Linked DNA regions of Homo sapiens: region 2 is linked to region 1. Evidence: read pairs that join two places in POLR2A ChIA-PET (ENCODE). Cell type or tissue: HepG2. All regions are shown on one strand. Each heading gives the region's core, and the rest is flanking DNA. Links, peaks and the distances in the headings are about the cores only.

Region 1 (5,379 bases), core at 54-5,053:
TGGGCAGAACCTGTACCTCTCTATTCCCCCCAAGGGAAGGAAATTCCACATGCTGTAGAAAGCTGGGAACCATTCTATTCACCCTCAACTTTTCAAATCAGCACTCCCTACTCATCCATATCATCTAGATCTTTTCTTTGCCTTTAAGAGCCTAGATTTTCCAAAACAAAAGTTCTTTAACTCTCTGAGTGGGGAAGAGATGGGCAGTCTTCTTAAGCCTACAAAGAGAAAAGCCTGTCATGCTTTGGTGGTGAATCAGCTGACAAACAGGGAAACCAGCCCCAGCTTGGAATGAGGTAATTCTGACAGTAAATCACACTACTTCATACAAAGCCCTCATGATCTGACTGGGACCCAACTTTCCAGGGGTATTGCTAAGCATTCCTTCTCATGTATCTAATACTCCCACTTCCTCAAATATTTTTTCTCCCCTTCTTCACCTGCTCATCTCTCAAGGTATTCAGATCCTTAAAAAGGTGTCAGGGCTCTAGGTTGGCATCTGTAATTCCTTTGGCCTTACTTTTGTGGTCATAAGCTGACTGCCCCAGTGACTCACACCAGTATCCCAGGCAGGAGTGTGCCAGTAAGCTCTCTTCCATGTTTGTCTCTTTCATAGGAAGTAAAACATTTCCCAGAAAACCCCTAGCAGTCTTCTTCTCATGGCTCATTGGTCAGAACTGGGTCACATGGCACATGTAGCTGCAGGAGAGGCTGGGAAAGCAAGTTTCTGGCAAAGTTGAATGGGATCGCCATAACTTGTTTAGGTAAATTATGATTTATGCCCACACTGTGAACACAGTTGCCCTGCCCCTACAAAAAAAAGAGCCCCCTTAAAAAAGAATATGGAAGGAAATAACTAATAAAGTCCACCACGGAGATGTTGTCCCATTAATTATTCCATCTTCTTTAATTTGGCAAGGGCTATTACTCTCTGTTTGCCCCTTCTTCCACTCTGAAACAGGGCGTTTAGTTATAAATTCGGTTGGCCAGAATAAGGTTTACGTTTTCCAGCTTTCTGTGCAGCTGAGTGTGGTCATGTGACCAAGTCCTGAGAATGGATTGAAAGGGGGAAAAAAATGGAGGAAACCACCAGGTATTGAAGAGAAAGGTCATGTTCTCCCTGTCCTTCTTCCCAGTGTAATTGCCCAGTGGGTTCTTCCTGCCTGCTACACAGACAAAACCAATTCACTGAGACCATGACACTGCAGTAAAGAAAGAGTTTAATTGATATGAGGCTGGCCATATCATATGGGATATGGAGTTATTACTCAAATCAATCTCCCCAAAGGCTCAGAGGTTAGGGTTTTGTTTTGTTTTGTTTTTTGAGACAGAGTTTCTCTCTTGTTGCCCAGGCTGGAGTGCAATGGCATGATCTCGGCTCACTGCAACCTCCGCCTCCTGGGTTCAAGCGATTCTCCTGCCTCAGCATCCCAACTAGCTGGGATTACAGGCATGCACCACCACACCTGGCTAGGGTTTTTCGAGGATAGTTTGGTGAGCAGAGGACTAGGGAATGGGTGGTGCTGACTGGTGGGGAATGCCATCATAAGGATGTGGAAAACTCCTTGTGTGCTGAGTCTGCCTCTGGATGGGGGGGTGCACAGGACCGGTTCAGTCAGGAGCCAGGAGCCCACATGGAGTCAGCCAGTCCTCAGAAATGCAAGTCTGAAAAGACGTCTCAAAAGGCCAATCTTAGGTTCTACAGTAGTGATGTTATCTACAGGGGAACTGGGGAAGTTACAAATTTTGTGACCTCTGGAACAGTGGCTGGTTATCATTTAACTCCACCTACATTTTAGTAGAACTCAGGCCCCTCTCATAATCCTAACCTTGTGGACTTTTATTAGTTTTACAAAGGTGGTTTAGTTTTGGGAAGGGCTATTGTCATCTTTGCTTTAAGGTTAAAATGTAAACTAAATTCTTTCCAAAGTTTGGCTTATGCATAGGAATGAACAAGGAGAATCTGGAGGTTAGAAGCAAGAAGGAGTCAACTGTGTCAGATTTCTCTTACTGTCGTAGTTTTGCAAAGGCAGTTTCACCAGAGGCTGAAACCCCTATGGGAGAAAAACTGTAAACTTCTTTCACATGAGGGAGAAAAACCGTAAACTTCTATTGTGTCTAAAGCACTATTATTTTCCAGCTACACTTATAGCCTAACAAATACAACTGCCTCCAATCCTTGGCCTATAAACATGTTGAAGTCTCGTCTACCTCAACTTCTCCCTTGACCCCATGTTTCTCTCTAATTTACTTTCAGTCTTTCTCTGTGTAAGTCAGAGCAAGCAACAAGTGCCAACTCTTGGCTGATTTAAGCAGAAAAACCATGGCTCATAGACTTGTGGAGAAATCTGGAGAATCATATGTGTGTTGGCCGTATATTGTCACAATAACATCACATAAACAACCATAAAACCACAATGGCATGTAACAATGGACATGTATTTAATACACAAGTTTGTGAGGTTCAGTTTATCTGGGGCTGGGCTGGGCTGAGCTGAGCTGATCTCAGCTGGACTCGCTCAAGTGTCTGAGGTCAACTGTTGGTTGGCCAGGCAATTTTGTTGATTTTGGCTCAGCTAATTCATACGTCAAAGGCTCAACTGGCTGTTGGCTGAACTAGGATGGCCTCAGCTGGGATAACTTAGGGAGACTTGGCCTAGTTCCACATGTTTTTCATCATCCAGCAGGCTAGCCTAGACATGTTCTCATGGCAATGGCAGAGAGCAACAGTGACAGCAAGCCAATCACACAAGTGCTTTGCAAGCCATGGCTTGGGTAATGTTTACTAACATCCCATTGACCAAAGTAAGTCAAAAGGGTGAGCCCAGTCAGAATGAGGAAGTCCAACAAGATGAGATCCTCCAGTGAAGAATTAAGATCGTGAATGCAACCAATCTACCATACTATGTTCAGAGGTTTTTCCTTACAGGGCGGTAGGTAGCCCCAACATCATAACACAGAGCTGGGTCACTGAAGACACTGCCACTGCTGCTAATGAGCATTTGACTCCATAGGTACACTGAGAGGCTCAGCACCAGATCCTGAATGTTGCTGTTGCCACAGCTATTCTCCCAAACTGGGGGTTGCTGCCATGCTGGCATTGCCCATTAGTGGAATGGATTCTGTGCTGCTTCTGCTTCTTTGCATCACAAACTCCTCCCGATTCGAAGTCTAGAGTGGGTGCATTTTATTAGCAGAGCCCACAACATGTGCCATGACTTAGTTCACAGGAAGGTTGGGAAAATAAGTAGCTGGCATTTTCAGCTATAATACTAGGAGGTGGGCTCTGCTTCCCAATGAGTTTCATAGAGTGGGAAATTCTCCGTATGTGGGAAAGGGATTTATATCATGGGCAGCAAAAACACCAACACAGAACAACAGTGACAATAAGGAAGAGGAGGAGCAGGAGGAGGAGGAGGAGGAAGAGCAGGAGGAGGACGAGGAGGAGGAGGAGATGGAGGAGGAGATCTACTAGCCTCTCATTTTCTTTTCTTTTCTTTCTTTCTTTCTTTCTTTTTTTTTTTTGAGAGGGAGTTTTGCTCTTGTTGCCCAGGCTGGAGTGCAATGGCGCAATTTTGGCTCACCGCAACCTCTGCCTCCCGGGTTCAAGCGATTCTCCTGCCTCAGCCTCCCGAGTAGCTGTAATCACAGGCGTGCACCACCAAGCCCGGCTAATTCTGTATTTTTTTTAGTAGAGAAGGGGTTTCTCCATGTTGGTCAGGCTGGTCTCGAACTCTTGACCTCAAGTGATCCACCTGCCTCGGCCTCCCAAAGTGCTGGGATTACAGGCGTGAGCCACTGCGCCCGGCCAACAGGCTCTCATTTTCTTGACAGCTAAGTTTCTTGAAAGCGTATTCTTGGCTCACTTTTCTCTTCTACTTCTCCTCTAATTCTCTCCTGCAGTAATCAGCTTTTGCCACAACAATGATGCAAAATTCAGTGGCTTAAAACCACAAGCATCTATTTTTCTTATTCAAGCTTCAGGCTGAAGGTTGCCTGGAGTGGGTTCCAGGCTTCAGTCTGGATTTTTGTCTGCTCCCACATGTCTGTTATCTTCCTTGGGCCAGTAGCTCCCCAGGGCATGCTCTTCTCATAGTGCAGGCATGGGAGTGGAAACATATGATACTTCTTGAGGCAAACTGTTACTTTTGCTCACATTCCACTGGCCAGAAGTCTTGCAGGGAAATATACTCCATCTACTCTCATGCACTGCAAGAGGGAGTGAAAAACTGACAATAATCTGGTCTACTTCTACTCTTCATCTGGCTTCTGACCCTGCTGTGCCATTAGGGTCAACTCACAATTGCCAAATTAAATAGACATTTCTCAGGCTGGGCATGGTGGTTCACGTCTGTAACCCCGGCACTTTGGGAGGCTGAGGCGGGAGGATCACTTGAGCTCAGGAGTTTGAGACTAGCCTGGGCAACATAGTGAGACCCTATCTCTACAAAATAATTTTAAAAATTAGCTGATGTGGTGGCACATGCTATGATCCCAGCTATTCAGGAGGTTCAGGTGGAAGGACTGCTTGAGCATGGGAGGTCAAGGCCGCAGTGAGCCATGATTGTGCCACTGCGTTCTAGCCTGGGCAACAGAGCAAGACTCTGTCTCAAAAAAAAAAAAAAAATTCTCAGAAGATGGGGAGACAGCCAGGTGCCGGGTCCCGCAGTACCTATCAGGCATGGTTAGGAGTTTGGATTTCATTCTAAGTGTAGCAGAAGCCATTTAATAGATATGTGACTAGAGTGGTCCTTCTACAATGCAGATCTGGTCATGTCATGTCCCAGCTTAAACTGGCAATGAATGTCCCATTGCCTAGAGGAAAAGGTAACATAAGACTTATATGGCCTTAGAAGTCTACTATGATAGACCCCTGCTGCAGTATCTTTTGTCCCTGCACACCATTCCTTGTACTCTTTGGTCTTACCATGTAGAGCTACTTATGGTTAATTTTAGTTTGGATTCTCCAAGAAGCTGACCCTGAGACAAGGATTTGAGTCCAAGTAGTTTATTTGGAGGTGACAGAAACACGAGTGGGGAAAGAGGTAGAAGTGATATAGGGGAAGGAAGGCAGTCAATAAAGGGCGAACTTTTTTACTTTTTTTTTTTTTTTTTGAGATGGAGTCTCGCTCTGTTGCCAGGCTGGAGTGCGGTGACGCGACCTCAGCTCACTGCAACCTCTGCCTCCCGGGTTAAAGCAATTCTACTGCCTCAGCCTCCCAAGTAGCTGGGACTACAGGTGCGTGCCACCACAACCAGCTAATTTTTGTATTTTTGGTAGAGATGGGGTTTCACCATGTTGGCCAGGATGGTCTCGATCTCCTGACCTCGTGATTCACCCACTTCGGCCTCCCAAAGTGCTGGGATTACAGGCATGAA
Region 2 (5,379 bases), core at 306-5,305, 120 kb after region 1:
TTTTTTCTAGCTGAAAGTAGGTAGCTGTAGTTGCCAGTGTAAACATAAATCTTGGTCCCAATTCAGAAGTGAGCTTCATCTCTGGCCTATCCCCTGAACTTAAGTCCTTGATACGGGTTAAAATGCTCACCAGTATATTTCAACTCTGAATCTTGCCTTTGTTTCAAGTCTATTTTAGGACCTATCATCTCCATTTAGCATCCCATAGCTATCCCAGCTGCACATGATATTCCTTTGCATTTACAGGCTATGCCATGTAATCCCACATTTGCTCATTTGTGCCCTTGTGTTGTCTTTTCCACCATCAGCTGCTGAAAGCTTTCATGTCCTTTTCACTCAATATATTTACCTTGCGTGACATTGAGCATAGAGTTGAAATGATTGTTGATGAATCAGTTGAACCAAGGCATAGTAATAGTAGTGAACACTTACGTAATACGATGCCCAGGCACTGTCTAAATACTTGCCATATGTTATCTCATTAAATCCACACAGACACCATGAGGGAGAGACTTATTTTCCTCCATTTTATCAGTGCAGTAACTGGGCCATAAAGAGGTCAAGAAACCTGGCCAACATCACCCAGCTGCTAAATGATAGAGCCACATTACAAACCCAGGCAGTCTGACTCCAGGATCTGTGCTCTTAACCTCAATACTATGACTTCATTAAAACCATAAAAGTAAATTTTTATTTTATTTTATTTATTTTGGAGACAGAGTCTCGCTCTGTCACCCAGGCTGGAGTGCAGTGATGCAATCTTGGCTCACGGCATCCTCTGCCGCCTGGGTTCTAGTAATTCTCATGCCTTGGCCTCCCAAGTAGCTGGGATTACAGGCACCCACCACCACACCTGGCTAATTTTTGTATTTTTAGTAGAGAGGTGGTCTCACTGTGTTGGCCAGGGTGGTCTTGAACTCCTGGCCTCAAGTGATCCGCACACCTCGGCCTCTCAAAGTGCTGAGATTACAGATGTAAGCTGCCACTCCCAGACAGTAAATATTTATTAAGCATTTATTCTATGTGAGTCATTGTGCTAAGTGATTTACATGCATTATCTTATTCATTCCTCACTGGAACAGTGTGAGGTAGGTACTGTACCATCCCTGTTCTGCAGACAAAACTGAGGCATGGAGAGGTTAAGTAAATTGCCAAATGCTATGCAGACTATGAACCCACATCTGAGTCCAGAGCTCCAGCTCTTAACCGCTATCCTGTATTGCCCATATACCCCTGTTGATATTAATTGGGTCAGATCCTACCTGCCATTTGACCCCAGTACCAGATATAGTACTCTCTTTTTTTTGGTTTATGTGTGCTTGCTTGCTTACCAGTGCGTTAAGGAACCACATCCAGAGATAGCATTTGAAACTACTTCATGGACCTCACCCTTAGCTACTGCTTTCTTCACTAATAGCATTTTTTCTAGTTTTGGGACATTGCTCCAGTTTAGGTTAATAGGAGCTATCCAATTTCAGTTTCCTTTAATGCTATTCCATGTGTTTGAGTAAATTATCCACCAATAATAAGGTGATTCCTGCCTGTTATATGGCAGTTCTCTGTGGAGGCATGAATGTGAAATATAGGTAAAAAGCCAAAGCACTGCTTGACGAATGCTGTTTCTAAGGATGGTCGTTTATGAATCTTTCTTTTCTATTTGTTATCAAGAGTTTTCCTTCTGAAAAGGCAGAAGATTTTACAGCAGCAGGAGAGAGATTCCTTTAAGAAGACGAAAATCATGAAGCTTATTTCTTCTTTCTTTCACTTTCCCCAGAGTCTAAATGGTGTTTGGCTGAACAGAGCGCGTCTGGAACCTTTAAGGGTCTATTCCATTCATCAGGGAGACTACATCCAACTTGGAGTGCCTCTGGAAAATAAGGAGAATGCGGAGTATGAATATGAAGTTACTGAAGAAGACTGGGAGACAATATATCCTTGTCTTTCCCCAAAGAATGACCAAATGATAGAAAAAAATAAGGAATTGAGAACTAAAAGGAAATTCAGTTTGGATGAATTAGCAGGTCCTGGAGCTGAAGGCCCCTCAAATTTGAAATCCAAAATAAATAAAGTGTCTTGTGAATCTGGTCAGCCAGTGAAATCACAGGGGAAAGGTGAAGTGGCCAGTACACCCTCTGACAATTTGGATCCTAAGTTGACTGCCCTTGAGCCAAGTAAGACCACAGGGGCTCCCATTTACCCTGGCTTCCCCAAAGTCACAGAGGTTCATCATGAGCAGAAAGCCTCAAACTCTTCAGCATCTCAGAGAAGCTTACAGATGTTTAAGGTGACCATGTCCAGGATTCTGAGGCTCAAAATACAGATGCAGGAAAAACATGAAGCCGTTATGAATGTGAAAAAGCAGACCCAAAAGGGGAACTCAAAGAAAGTTGTGCAAATGGAGCAGGAACTTCAGGACTTACAGTCCCAGCTGTGTGCAGAGCAGGCTCAGCAGCAGGCAAGAGTGGAGCAACTAGAGAAGACTTTCCAGGAAGAGGAACAGCATCTTCAGGTACCACACAGAAGGGAAGGGCAAGAGTGGTCTTCAGGGGTGGGGCAGGCACTTCATGAGTCTCTGGCCAGAGTTCTCAGTTTCTGGGCCAGGTACCAAATTCTGAGCACCAAAGACAGGAAATGGAATGGGAACAGTAAACTTTTGAGATAAGGGAAGGGGATTGAGTAGAGGGTTAAGGCTTCAGCATGCTGATGAGATCAGGAGCCAGAGTTAGAGTGCCAAGATAGGGTAAAGTGACCAGCAGAGCCAGCCAGGGCATAACTCATCCCAGGAGGCAAAGCTGAGGCAACTCAGAACCAACATGAATTCAGGGGGAAGTTAGGTGAAGGTCAACATGCCACAAAACCACAGTATAGTCCAATTGAATCAATAGTTGTCTTCAAGACTTGTGTATCTTTGCTCTGTGGCCAAGGCCAAATCACTTAGTCTCAGGGCAGGTACAGGTCAGCTGGTTCCTCTGCCCTGGTACCTGACAGTTTGTTAGCTATAAAGGTTAGTTAACTCTGTAGCTAAGCCAGGAGGTGAGGGGCTAAAAAGGCAGAAAATGTTTTTGTTTCTATTTTGAGCAGCCAGCATGTGATGGGACAGATGCACCATGACTGCATTGTTGGGTTGAATGATAAACCACCTTCCACAGTGCCTATAGTAGGAAGGTAAAATAATGACTGTCTTAGCTGTATAAAGGTAAGACCAAATGTATTTCCATCCCTCAGTCATTTGCTTAGATGACAAGCTCTTGCACAAAGCTTTAGGCTAGAGCAGATCCTGTCCCTGCTCAAAATGTCATTTCCTATCTGGCAGGAACCACATATTTTGCTCCCACCCAGTTGCTCAGATAATATTGAATGTCAAGAATTCCCCATTGTTGACTTAGAACTCAGACGGACCAGTCACAACTAAAGTGAATAAGCTTTTTGTTTGGGTTGCTCAGGGTAAGGAACAGCCAGGGGTAGTGTTGGCTTATTTCTGAGCAATTTATAAATTTCATTCTGATCTCTGCCATCCCCTTGAACTGACAGTATTAGCAAAGGCCATGGATTAAATAGGTCTTTTGAGAGTATACACTGCTTACTTATGTGTACCTTTTTGCTTCCCTTATCCAGCCTAGACTAGTTCTTGAAATTAATAGAGGGTGGTTTATGTCTACGTGTTTAGTATATCACACCTTCACCAGGACAGAACTCTCTGTAAAGGCTAATATGTTCAGGAACAAGTTACTGTTGCTTAATATTTGTGGCTGCTCTGGACATGCCTCAAGGTATAGCTGCAAAATCTTTTTCTGTACCAAAATGTTAAAGGCGAAAGGATTGGTTTAGAGAATTTCTCTGGGTATGAGTTGGTTGTGTATATGATGCTCATAGTGAAGTGTATCTAGTCCCTTGTTTATCAGCTGCATCTCCCTCTGCCCACCAAGCCCTGAGGATTTATCCTATCCCCTACTGCTGGTTTAGAAGCTCATTAAACCCTTGCTCCTTCACACTTTTTTTTTTTTTTTAAGTACTCAAATTGCCTGGTACTAGGGAATTCTAGTGGTTATAAAGATGCTTACCAAATGGTTTTTGCCATTAAGGAATTTATCTTGTTGAGGAGGCAAGATGTTTCCTGCACACGATATAATCAGAGAATAGTTTTCAGTCAATATAGTAAATTAGAGAACAATTTCAAGTTGGCATATTAAATGGGTAGGTAATTCTTAAGGACAGAAGGGCCCAGAAGTTCTTTTGGAAGGTGCTGGACATATAGGTTAATGATCACCTGGAAAGCTTCCACATTGGAGGGGGCTGATGAGGAAATACAGCATAAGCTCAGGCAAGGAGAGAGGAGGAGCAGAGGAGCAGTGTATAAACTGAAGTGGTAAAGACTCAGAATGAGAGACAAGATGGCCAGAGTAGAGGGAAAAGAAGCATGCTAGATGTTGTGAGTGCCAGCACTGGGAATTACATCTGAGTTTAGGTATTTGGGGGCTCAGAAGTTCTCAGTTTACATCCTTTTGGGAATCATGGCGTTAGTCCATGAAGGAGGCTTGGACTGTTAGGCCATAGTATTTCCAGAACAACCCAATTGGTGGCTTAAAGCCGACAGTCCTGAAGTGTGCAGTATTTGAGCAGATAACTGCTCAAATTCTTTACTGCCAACAGCTTGAAGTAAAACAGGAGATTTTCCACCTGCTCCCTCACCCCTGTTGTTTCCAGATGCTCATACTAGCTGGTCTGCTCTGCTTGTTGCTGGATTGTGTTCCTTTTTTTCTTTTCCCTGCAGAGAAACCTTCCATTTTGTTTTGGCTTTGCAGGGTTTGGAGATAGCCCAAGGAGAAAAGGACCTGAAGCAACAGCTGGCCCAGGCTCTGCAGGAGGTAACTTTGCCATAGTACTAAGATTATAGTGGGCTGTGGAGTGGGGAGCAAACAGGCATCACATGACCACTGGCTGCCTCTGCTGCTTAGCCCATACCTCTGTGGCATCCCCAGTCTGTAAACAGAGCAGGTGGCAGCTGCTCACACCATCAGATCAGAGATTTGGAGCCTTACAAACATGCCAGACCTCAGCATGAAAACTTACATCTTTGTCTGAGCAGAAGTTGCTCTGGTGAAGATGGAATGGAGCTTTAGCAGTTAAGAGGCTCTCTGGGGAAGTGGCTCCACTTCTAGAAAGGTGAGGGCAGCAGAGGGAAAATGTGAGGTATGACTTGGCCACCAGGGCCCGTGAAGGCCTCTGTTACCGCAATGTTCCTGAGCTGTAGCCAACCAGAAACAATTGGGGAATGTTCCAGTTAAGCATTTTAGGCCAGGTTGAGAATGTGCAGTTTAACAATCAACAACACATATCAATTTATTGAAAAGGTAAAGCTCAACAGGACTAAAATTCTCC

The links. Peaks named below come from ENCODE experiments on the same cell type or tissue, not always from the same donor. Only the 100,000 strongest peaks of a DNase experiment are listed, where the experiment ranks them.
Region 2: POLR2A ChIA-PET joins it to region 1 with 6 read pairs; 1 of 35 experiments calls an interaction of 5 or more read pairs at or near these places.

The regions. Positions count from the first base shown.
Region 1 is chr6:37,242,292-37,247,670 of GRCh38, forward strand. All of the region lies in intron 1 of TMEM217B (transmembrane protein 217B), which reads right to left. All of the region lies in intron 1 of TMEM217 (transmembrane protein 217), which reads right to left. Among named protein-coding and RNA genes, the nearest start is that of TBC1D22B, 13 kb to the right of the region's middle. In HepG2, for the core only: no CTCF peak of the experiment used is centred there; DNase peaks (open chromatin) are centred at 280, 610 and 2,670; H3K4me3 peaks cover 660 bases.
Region 2 is chr6:37,366,710-37,372,088 of GRCh38, forward strand. It overlaps RNF8 (ring finger protein 8), which reads left to right. Exons shown (of 8, transcript NM_003958.4): 3 at 1,775-2,509; 4 at 4,803-4,865. Among named protein-coding and RNA genes, the nearest start is that of RNF8, 15 kb to the left of the region's middle. RefSeq lists an enhancer at 1,401-2,600 and a silencer at 3,204-3,498. In HepG2, for the core only: no CTCF peak of the experiment used is centred there; DNase peaks (open chromatin) are centred at 372, 2,872 and 3,362.